2 separate regions of the Homo sapiens genome follow, and region 2 is linked to region 1. The links are chromatin loops, found by intact Hi-C in ENCODE. Cell type or tissue: A673. All regions are shown on one strand. Region 1 overlaps MCU (mitochondrial calcium uniporter). Region 2 overlaps P4HA1 (prolyl 4-hydroxylase subunit alpha 1).

Region 1 (5,000 bases):
TGTAATCCCAGCTACTTGGGAGGCTGAGGCAGGAGAATCGCTTGAACCAGGGAGACGGAGGTTGCAGTGAACCGAGATTACACCACTGCACTCCAGCCTGGGCAACAGAGCGAGAATCTGTCTCAAAAAAAAAAAAAAAAAAAAAAAAATAGAAGTCTGGCCTGGGTGCAGTGGCTCATGCCTGTAATCTCAGTATTTTGGGAGGCCGAGGCAGGTGGGTTACCCGAGGCCAGGAGTTCGAGACCAGCTTGGCCAACATGGCGAAACCCAGTCTCTACAAAAAATACAAAAATTAGCCAGGCATGGTGGCACACGCCTATATGCCCAGCTACTTGGGAGGCTGAGACAGGAAAATCACTTGAACCCAGGAGGTGGAAGTTGCAGTGAGCCGAGATCACGCCACTGCACTCCAGCCTGGGCAACAGAGCAACACTCCATCTAAAATAAATACATAAATAAATAGAAGAAGTCTGTTCTTAAACATATTTATCCAGAACTCTCAAAATCTTAATATAGAATAAACCAACAAATGTGGAATCTGATTCAAACATATACTTGTAATAATCTGGGTAATTATTATACTTTTGCTGGCTATTGTCAGAAAGCTAATGACCACTGCTGAGCTAATCCAATGGTACCAACTCTTTCCATCAATCCACCATAAAGAAGTGTAATATACAACCAAAGACAGCACTGGCAATACTAAGCTTAAAGGAATTCTCCAAATGTGGCTACCTAAGGAAGGCTATTAAGCAAGCCAAACTGGGGGTAGGGGGATAGGGAGAGGAGATAAAGGGCATATCTTTTCCCTAGCAAGCAGAAAAAGGGGTGCATAGCTAACTAATGCTTGTCTGAGTGTCACCTATGTACCCAGCATTGTGCTAGAGTCTATGAGCCACAAAGGTAATAAGATACACATCATTGCTTTATCTCCCCAGTTAAGATTAGATGCCCACAAATAAAACATTTAGAAATCATGTCGGTGTCAATTTGTGTCCTAAAGATAATAAATCCCATCAGAATTCAGAGAGGACAGAAGACAACAATAGAAAAGGGTTAAGAGCCAGGAATTACACAAATCAAGATTCAAACTAGGAAATGTTTTTTTCTCTACACATTTAGAGAAACTTTTCTAGTAACGAATTATAGAAATTATCCCTGAAAGTATCATCTTCACGCTAGGAATTATTGAATCTGTCTCCATTTAAAGGAATTTTAGGCCAGATCTTCACACTAGGAATTCTTGAATCCATCTCCATTTAAAGGAATTTTTGGCCAGACGTAGTGGCTTACGTATATAATACTAGCTCTTTGGGAAGATGAGTCCAGGAGTTCAAGACCAGCCTGGTAGAAATACCCTGTCTCTACCAAAAAAAAAAAAAAAAAAAAATTTTTTTTTTTTTTTTTTTTTTTTGAGTCGGAGTTTCGCTCTTTCGCCCAGGCTGGAGTGCAGTGGCATGATCTTGGCTCACTACAACCTCCGCCTTCTAGTTTCAAGTGATTCTCCTGCCTCAGCCTCCCGAGTAGCTGGGACTACAGGCGCCTGCCACCATGCCCAGCTAATTTTTGTCTTTTTAGTAGAGACGAGGTTTCACCATGTTGGCCAGGCTGGTCTCCAACTCCTGACCCCCTGATCTGCCCGCCTCAGCCTCCCTAGTTGCTGGGATTACAGGTGTGAGCCACCGCACCCAGCCAAAAAAATTTTTTTAATTAGCTGGGCATGGTGGTGCACATTACTTGGGGAGGCCGAGGTGGGAGGAGAGCTTGAGCCCAGGAGTTCAAGATTGCAGTGAGCTGTGACAGTGTCAATGAACTCCAGCCTGGGTGACAAAGCAAGACCTTGTATCAAAAAAAAAAAAAAAAGTAAAGGAATTTTAATCCTTGGTCTGTTCATAACCACAAACATAACTTAACAAGTGACTTTCCTCAGTTTATTAGGTTTCCTCATGTGTAAAGTGCGAATGTTAGATTCAAAAGGAATTGTACATCACAGTCTGTAACCTGAAATGAACCTTAAAGGCTAGAGGAGTGATTAGGGGTGATAAAGGCTGAAATTCAGCTACAAAAAATCCATAAAGGTTTAGTATGAATGTATGGGACAGTGCAGAGACTAGCTTAAGTACAACAGAGTATTTGTGCTGGGATGAATCTGGCATAATAAGATTGGGCCAGACTATGAGGAACTCAATTAAAGAGTTAGGACCTGCCTCTGTGTCAGGCAGTGTAACCTGTTAAAACTTTCAGGTTAAGCTGAAACAATGTCATTGCCAAAAGAACTGTGATGTGTAAAGTAGAGCAAGTCAGCCACAAACTGTAACAGGACAATGACAGACTTAAGTAAAAGATGTAGTAATTCAGCATAGCCGTTAACTGCTAGAAAATGCCAACAGTGGGGCTGTCATAATCAGAGACGAAATAGTTTGTTTTAGCAATGGAATTACACAGCTCACAATGAAAGGCAGTTCCTCTTCGAAGAATCATACTTAAAAATAGCAGCCACCTTCACTAACCATACAGAAAAGCAGGCAACAAACATTTTACATCAGTTTTGGTTACAGTCACAAGCCGGAGAGAAGGAAAAAAATTACACTAGATGGTGCTAAAAATATTGAATAAGCCCCTGTACCTTTACTCTTATTTACTCAGTTGAATGACATACTAATGGAGAAGGGGGAAGAGACAAACTAAGTTTATAACTTCATAATTGCACTTACCAACTAGCTGAGCTACTGTATTGCTTTGGACTCATTCTCGAAACTTGGAAAAGATGAATTTCTCACTTAAAAAATTAGGCAGTGCTGTAACTGGTTATGCCCCCCTGGTTGTAATTTACCATACCATACAGCGGAACAAAAGTGGCACAAACTGGACTTGTGATCCATTCCAATGCAGACTGCCATCTGCTGCACATACACAGGATGTCTCCCAAGCAAGATTCAACCTTAGTGTCTCTCAGGGACCTTTACCAGAACATCTATTCTTTCTGGTAAGTTGTTTGCTCCCATATTCACCTAATATATGTACTCAAATCAACACCTACTTACAGGAGAATTCCCATTCATGGGGTTTTGAAATAGCAATACTTTCATAATGGACAATAGTAAATTTTATAAGGGAGGAGAGAGATGTAAAGGAGCATTTGCACTTTACAATGAAAAGAACACAATAAGAGGTGAGAATATCTCAGATGAGTGGGAGTCCTAAAACTTACGTATTAGCTAACGTAACCTTGGCCAAGTCTCTCTCTTTTTAGGGCCTCAATATCTTTTAAATGGAATTTCTTGTAAAGAATCACAGACTATCCTATGGAAACAGCTGTATACATGATGGCTTCAGAAGAATTGTAGAAAAATAAAATGTTTATACACTTTAAATAATCAGGTTCAATTTTTTTCAAAATCTTACAATTCTAAATTCATGTACAAGTCACCATTCCCATAACATTCCTGCCCTTTAGAAATAACACTTCGTTTTAATTGTGCTTTCAGTTACAAATTCAGCACTTCATTTTTACCCACCCTAGAATAGCACAGAGAACACCTTCGTGAAGTATCCCCACAAGGGAGACACTCACAGCCTGACAAATTTGCATAGTGGAAAATATACAAGGCACAAATTTTTTAAAATGCTAAATGAATATCACACCCAAACAGTCTTAAAAACTGTGCAAAGTCAGAAGATGTCTTATCAAAATATGGACTTAAGGACAACTTGGGAAGCCTTTAAGTAGTTCGACGGAAAGGGGAATGCAATCAAAATTTGGGGTGGCCTTATGTTTTTAAGAGAACAAAACACATAACTAGAGGCTATGAAACATGCAAATTAAATTGAACTGTGGAAAAGCTCTTGGCTGTCACCCAAAAGCTTCAGCAAAGCAATATGCCAGTATGCCAAATAAAAAGAGGTACAATCTTCTCACAAGAATGAGGATAGGGTCCATACCTATGACTAATAATAACAATACAACCTTGCTTTTGCAGAGCATTAGGTCTTTTCATAGATCTTTCAGGCACTCGATTTTGATGCTGTCATTGGCCTTAGGAGTATCCTCTCCGAAGAGCTCCAGTTCAGTTTCCTCTTAAGAGTTATGATCAGAACAAGGCAGGCGATGTGTTTATTGAGGGTTGAAGGTACTATTGTAGTTTCTCCTATCAAGCTGTTTGCAGTGATCCTCCAATAATCACACTATACAACTCAGCCCCAGCAAATAAAACCTACATTCTTTCCCTCAGAGCTGGCCAGAGACCAACACATATAGGTCTAGAAAGTCCAAGGGAAGGAAACCTCCTGACTTGTTAGGTTAAGAACTCCATGCCAAATTCATCTCTTGCAATTGAAAAAAGAAATCTCTCTCACACTCTGTCTCTCTCTCTCTCACACACACACACACACACACACACACTCACCCAAGAGTGTTCAAACAGAAATCCTCTTTTTCTGCCAGCCAATGAAACCCAGCAACAACTGGTTAATACAACCACCAAATCTCTGCCTCTGTCAACAACTTACCATATTCGCTTCTCCTGTGCCTGCTGACCACCCTTCCCGCTTCAGGCACGCGTGAACACGCTTATACAGTAGCCCTCGAAAGGACCCCCAAAAGCACCTTTAAGGACCCAAGAGGATGAAGCTTGCCTCCTGAAGCAATGCAGCATCCATCTCGAGGGAGCCGGTTCCCCATGCACACACACAGAGGAAGTCACAGAGGGGAATAAAGTTTGATTTTCCTTCCTGCCCGACCCCTCGGGGACGAGAGAGGACGAGGGGCGGCCCCGCCGGGGTCCTGGGCTGCTCTCCGGGGCAGCTCCCAGCAGCATGGCACTGCCACTCTCCTGGCACACACAAGGCGGCCGCGGCAACTCAGAACTCCCCAACCCGCCCGGAGGAGGAGGGAAAGGGGACAACTTCCATCTGGCTCCGTTCAGGGAGCCTTGGGGCAGGGCTGTTAAGAACGAAGAAGGGAGGGAACGCGATTGGGGGCGAGTCGGGGAGAGGTTCAA
Region 2 (5,000 bases), 370 kb before region 1:
TATCTCTGCCATGCATGTTCAAATAATGTTGCCAGAATATCAAGTCATGTAAAAAAAATTATTGGTGCTATCTGCGTGGATTAATGGCATACTGTCATCTTATGTGTTTTGCATGTCCCTAAGAGAAACATTTATAATTGCTGCATTATGAGCTCATCTTCTCAGTTTACTAGTTCTCGTAACCGAAAAAATAATAGCATTGTCAAAATTTAATATGCATCTTTAGTTTCTGGAACTAACTCATGTTAAACTATTAAGAAGTTAGTTTCTTAGCATCTGCTGTTGTTGGACTATGTCCATCCAAAATTTAGGTGGTGAAACTTCATGGCCAGTGTGATGGTATTAAGAGGTGGGGCCTACAGGAATGGGATTTAAGGCCCTTATGAAAGAGGCTTTATGCAGCCACTAGCTCTCTTGCCCTTCAGCCTTCACCATGTGAGGACATAGCATTCTTCCCCTCTGGAGGATGCAGCAACAAGGTGCCATCTTGGAAGTGGAGAGCAGCCCTCACTAGACAATTGAACCCGCTGGTGCTTTGAATCTTGGACTACCCAGCCTCTAGAACTGTGAGAAAATAAATTTGTTTTTTTATAAATTATCCAGTCCTTGGTATTTTGTTATGGGAGCATAAATGCACTAAGATAGTATCCTTTCCTAGAGTGGAAGGCGGGATAGAGAATTATTTAAGGGAAAAACATCAAAACGTGGGTCTTCATCTTCATTTTAGGAGTATACTGATAATCAGTTACTGCCTGTAAGTGACTAATGGGGCCAGAAAAAAAAAGTGAATGGAGATGATTGTATGATTTGAATATTTGATTATATTGGGTCATGTGATCCTCCAGTGCATACACCTCCAAGCTTGGACTCTGTTTGATACTGGAATTCAACAGCTCATTGTCAGACCAGGGCATGCTTTTCTGTAGTCTGCAAATGTCTGATCACTAGCAAAACGTGCCCATAACTTTACTTCCTTTTGATTTATTTCTCATAAATGCCTTTTCTGTTAGCATCTTTTTAAAAACATATGTGACCACCATTGGATAGGTTATAGCTAAGTCCGGTTCTGGGCATTTTAGTGACTCTTTGAAGTGTATTCAATCAAAATTTATTAAAGAAACCACTGTTGTGTTTGTTTCTCTACCAGTTTTCTTTGTGATGTTATCGGACACTTAATAAATATATACAGTTTTATGTGTTTTATCAGAGAAAATGTAGGCTAGTCTGTCTTTGACCAGTAGTTTCTGGTCAAATACAATATTATACTAGTATAATATTGACTTAGTCTCAGAACTGTATATTCTGAGAGAAATGTTGTTGGAGAAGTCATATTTTCTTGTGTAGGCTTGTTGTTGTTTTTTCACATACCTGTCATTTTTTTTTTATAGTGTCAGAAAGGGAACTATGTGATTTTCTGTGTAACAGCATAAAAAGAGCCCTGTAGGACATGACTTTCTCCTTTTTCCATTATTTATAAAATTTCTTTTATTATGGAAAATATCAAATGTCACACATACACAAAAATAAAGGTAATAACATAATGAACCTATGCCATCACCAAGCTCCAGACGTTTTAAACATTTTGTCATTCTTGGTTTATCTACTCCTTCCACCCTTTCTTTCTGTCATTTTTGTTGGAGTATTTTAAGAGCAAATCCTAGACATCATGTCATTTTATCCATAAATAATTCAACATGCATATCTAACTGATCAGGTCTTTATTAAAATTTATTTTTTTGAGGCAAGATTTCACTCTATCAGCCAGGCTGGAGTGCATTGGCATGATCATAGCTCACTGCAGCCTTGAACTTTTGGACTCAAGCCATCCTGCTGCCTTAGCCTCCTGAACAGCTGGGACTATAGGTGCGTGCCACCACACCTGGCTGATTTTTAAATTTTTTGCAGAGATGTGCTATTGCTGTGTTGCCCAGTCTGGTCTTGAATTCCTGGCCTCAAGTAGGTCTTTGTAATTTATTTTTAATTTTTTTTTAGAGACAGGGTCTCACTTTATTGCTCAGGCTAGAGTGCAGTGGTACCATTATAGCTCACTGCAGCCTTGAACTCTTGGGCTCAAGTGTTCCTCCTGCCTTAGCCTCCCAAGTAGCTGGGACTATAGGTATAAGTCACCTGCGCCCAGCTGGTCTTTTTAAAAAAGTAACATAACCACTTACTATCTCCCTGCTTAACAAATCGACAGTATTTCCTTAATATAATTTAATACCCAGTCAATATTATTTCTCTGGTGATCTCAAAGTTGTTGTTTTACAGTTGTATTTTTTTAAATTATGTCTGTTAAGTCCCTTTTATTCCCTTTTCCTTTTTTTTCTTTCTCTTTATGACATTGGTTAGCTGGGGAAACCTAGTCATATGTTATGTGGAATGTTCCACATTCTGGAGTTGACTACTTTGGTGGTTAACATGTTCCTTTAATGCCTATGTTTCCTACACACTGGTTAGAGCTTGTGGCTTGATTAGATTCGAGTTAAATTTTAAAATTAACTCCATAGGTGGCGCTATGAACTTTCTTTTGAACTGCGTGAACCAACACCTAATGTCCTGTCCCACTTTTTATGATGCTGATTGATGAGTGAGGTTCAGGTGATGAGAGCCTGATCCCTCCATATAAAGTTCTCCTTAAGTTTTATCTACTGGTTTTGGCAGCCTTTGATGATCATTGCCTAGAACCACTATTTCATTAGGGGTTACAAAATGATGATTTTTTTCATTCCATTATTCCTTTTACTTTTATTAACTGGAATTCTATAAACAGGAACATCCTTCATGAACCATTTGGTTACCCTGAACTATATATAGGAAAGGCAGGGTAAGTCTATAATTAGTCTTCTTTATCAGTTTTCAGAGTAATGAGTTGGTGTCCTAACCATTTTTAGTAGTGATCTGTAATTTTCATGACATATCATGAATATGGATATTATTATTTTTTTTTTGTATTTCAGCCTATTCAGTATTACTTTGATCTCAGATTATCCCATTTTAGGCCAGTGGGGAGCATCTTTAGATAGGCTTGTTTTTTTGAATTGACTGTGTTATTATTCTTTGATAGAGAGGAAACTTCCTTGCTTTCTGGCACAGTTTTTTTTCCAGGTTTCTATTCCAGAGTAGGAACTAGGCATTTCTTCAATGAGCCTTGGCCCTTCTTTTTCCCCCCTTAAGAGATAGGTTCTTGCCATGTTGCTCAGGCTGGAGTGCAGTGGCTATTCACAGATGCGATCATGGTGCACTACAGCCTGGAACTCCTGGGCTCAAGTGATCTTCCTGCTTCAGCCTTCTGAGTAGCTGGGACTACAGGTTTTCCACTCCTTGCCTGGCAAGGCTTGATTGCTTTGAACAGGGATGACATTTAAGCAGCAGAGTCTAGCTAGGTTCTAGGGGTGATTATTGCTATATAGTTTGTCATAAACAGAGACAGGAAATATGTAAGTTCATATTGTTCAAATTGAAAACCACAGGGTTTATATTTATATCTCTTTTCTTCTGAAAATTTGGTTCCTAAGGATATTAACATGATTATTCTTTTATTCATACTATTAACTCATACTATTTTATTCATACTATTAATAACATTAAGACTACTGAATACAGGTTTTTTTGTACTTTATATCCTTAAAATATATCACTCTAGATATGATCAGTCAAAATCTTGTTTTAAAGACATCTGAGGTAATTCATTTCTCTTTGTGGCTATGCCCTTAACATGTTATACAGTTGAGTTCATTTATTTCATTTCCTCAGATTTTTAGGGATTGTCCTCGTTTTTTCTTTTGATTCATTGTTTTCATTTGTTTGTTTTAGAAACAATATCTTGTTCTGTTGCCCGGCCTGGAGTGCAGTGGCATGATCATAGCTCAGTGCAGCCTTGAACTCCTGGGCTCAAGGGATCCTCCTGTCACAGCCTCCCAAATAGTTAGGCCTACAGGCATGCAAGTACCACCATACCTGGCTATTTTTTTTTATTTTTTATTTTATTTATTTTTATTTTATTATTATTTTTTTCAGATGGAGTCTTGCTCTGTCGCCCAGGCTGGAGTGCAGTGGCGTGATCTCAGCTCACTGCAAGCTCTGCCTCCCGGGTTCACGCCATTCTCCTGTCTCAGCCTCCTGAGTAGCTGGCACTATAGGCGCCCGCCACCATGCCCGGCTAATTTTTTGTATTTTTAGTAGAGATGGGGTTTCACCATGTTAGCCAGGTTGGTCTCGATCTCCTGACCTCATGATCCACCTGCCTTGGCCTCCCAAAGTGCTGGGATTACAGGCGTGAGCCACTGCGCCCAGCCTTTTTTTTTTTTTTTTTTTTTTTTTTTTTTTTTTTTTAAATATATTGTCTCATTATTTTGCCCGGGGTTGTCTTGAACTCCCTGGCTCAGGAGATCTTCCTGCCTTGGCCTCCCGAAGTGTCAGGATTACAGGCTCTAGCCGCCATGCCCAGCCAATTTATTGTTTTTAATTATGTAAAACTTTTAAATTCTTTGACAGTCCAAACTAGACTAATAAGGTACATTAATAGAAGTCTCACTTTCATTCTTATACTTTTCAACCTATTCCCTTCCTTTTTCTATGTGACCATTTTGTTAGTTTTACTATTTCCAGTTTTTTAAAATACAAGCAAATATATATCTACTCCTATATTCTCTCAACATAAACACAAAAGATAGCGTACTGGCTGGGCGTGGTGGCTCACACCTGTAATCCCAGCACTCTGAGAGGCCAAGGTGGGTGGATCACCTGAGGTCAGGAGTTTGAGACCAGCCTGGCCAATATGGTGAAACACCATCCCTACTAAAAATACAAAAATTAGCTGAGCGTGGTGGTGGGCACCTGTAATCCCAGCTACTCAGGAGGGTGAGGCACGAGAATTTCTTGAACCCGGCGGGGCACGGAGGTTGCAGTGAGCCATCGCACCACTGCATTTTTAGCCTGGGCAACAGAGTGAGACTTCGTCTCAAAAAAAAAAAAAAAAAAAAGCATACTATAAATACTGT

What was found. Peaks named below come from ENCODE experiments on the same cell type or tissue, not always from the same donor. Only the 100,000 strongest peaks of a DNase experiment are listed, where the experiment ranks them.
Region 2: it touches region 1 in a loop (3-fold over the local background); 9 of 110 quality-filtered maps call a loop at or near these places.

What each region holds. Positions count from the first base shown.
Region 1 is chr10:72,692,576-72,697,575 of GRCh38, reverse strand. All of the region lies in intron 1 of MCU (mitochondrial calcium uniporter), which reads right to left. Among named protein-coding and RNA genes, the nearest start is that of MCU, 2.9 kb to the right of the region's middle. RefSeq lists an enhancer at 3,996-4,085 and silencers at 4,846-4,935, 4,956-5,000. In A673, a CTCF peak has its summit at 2,922 (motif pointing left); no DNase peak of the experiment used is centred here; H3K4me3 peaks cover 1,169 bases; H3K27ac peaks cover 339 bases.
Region 2 is chr10:73,058,757-73,063,756 of GRCh38, reverse strand. All of the region lies in intron 5 of P4HA1 (prolyl 4-hydroxylase subunit alpha 1), which reads left to right. Among named protein-coding and RNA genes, the nearest start is that of P4HA1, 36 kb to the left of the region's middle. In A673, a CTCF peak has its summit at 2,520; a DNase peak (open chromatin) is centred at 2,506.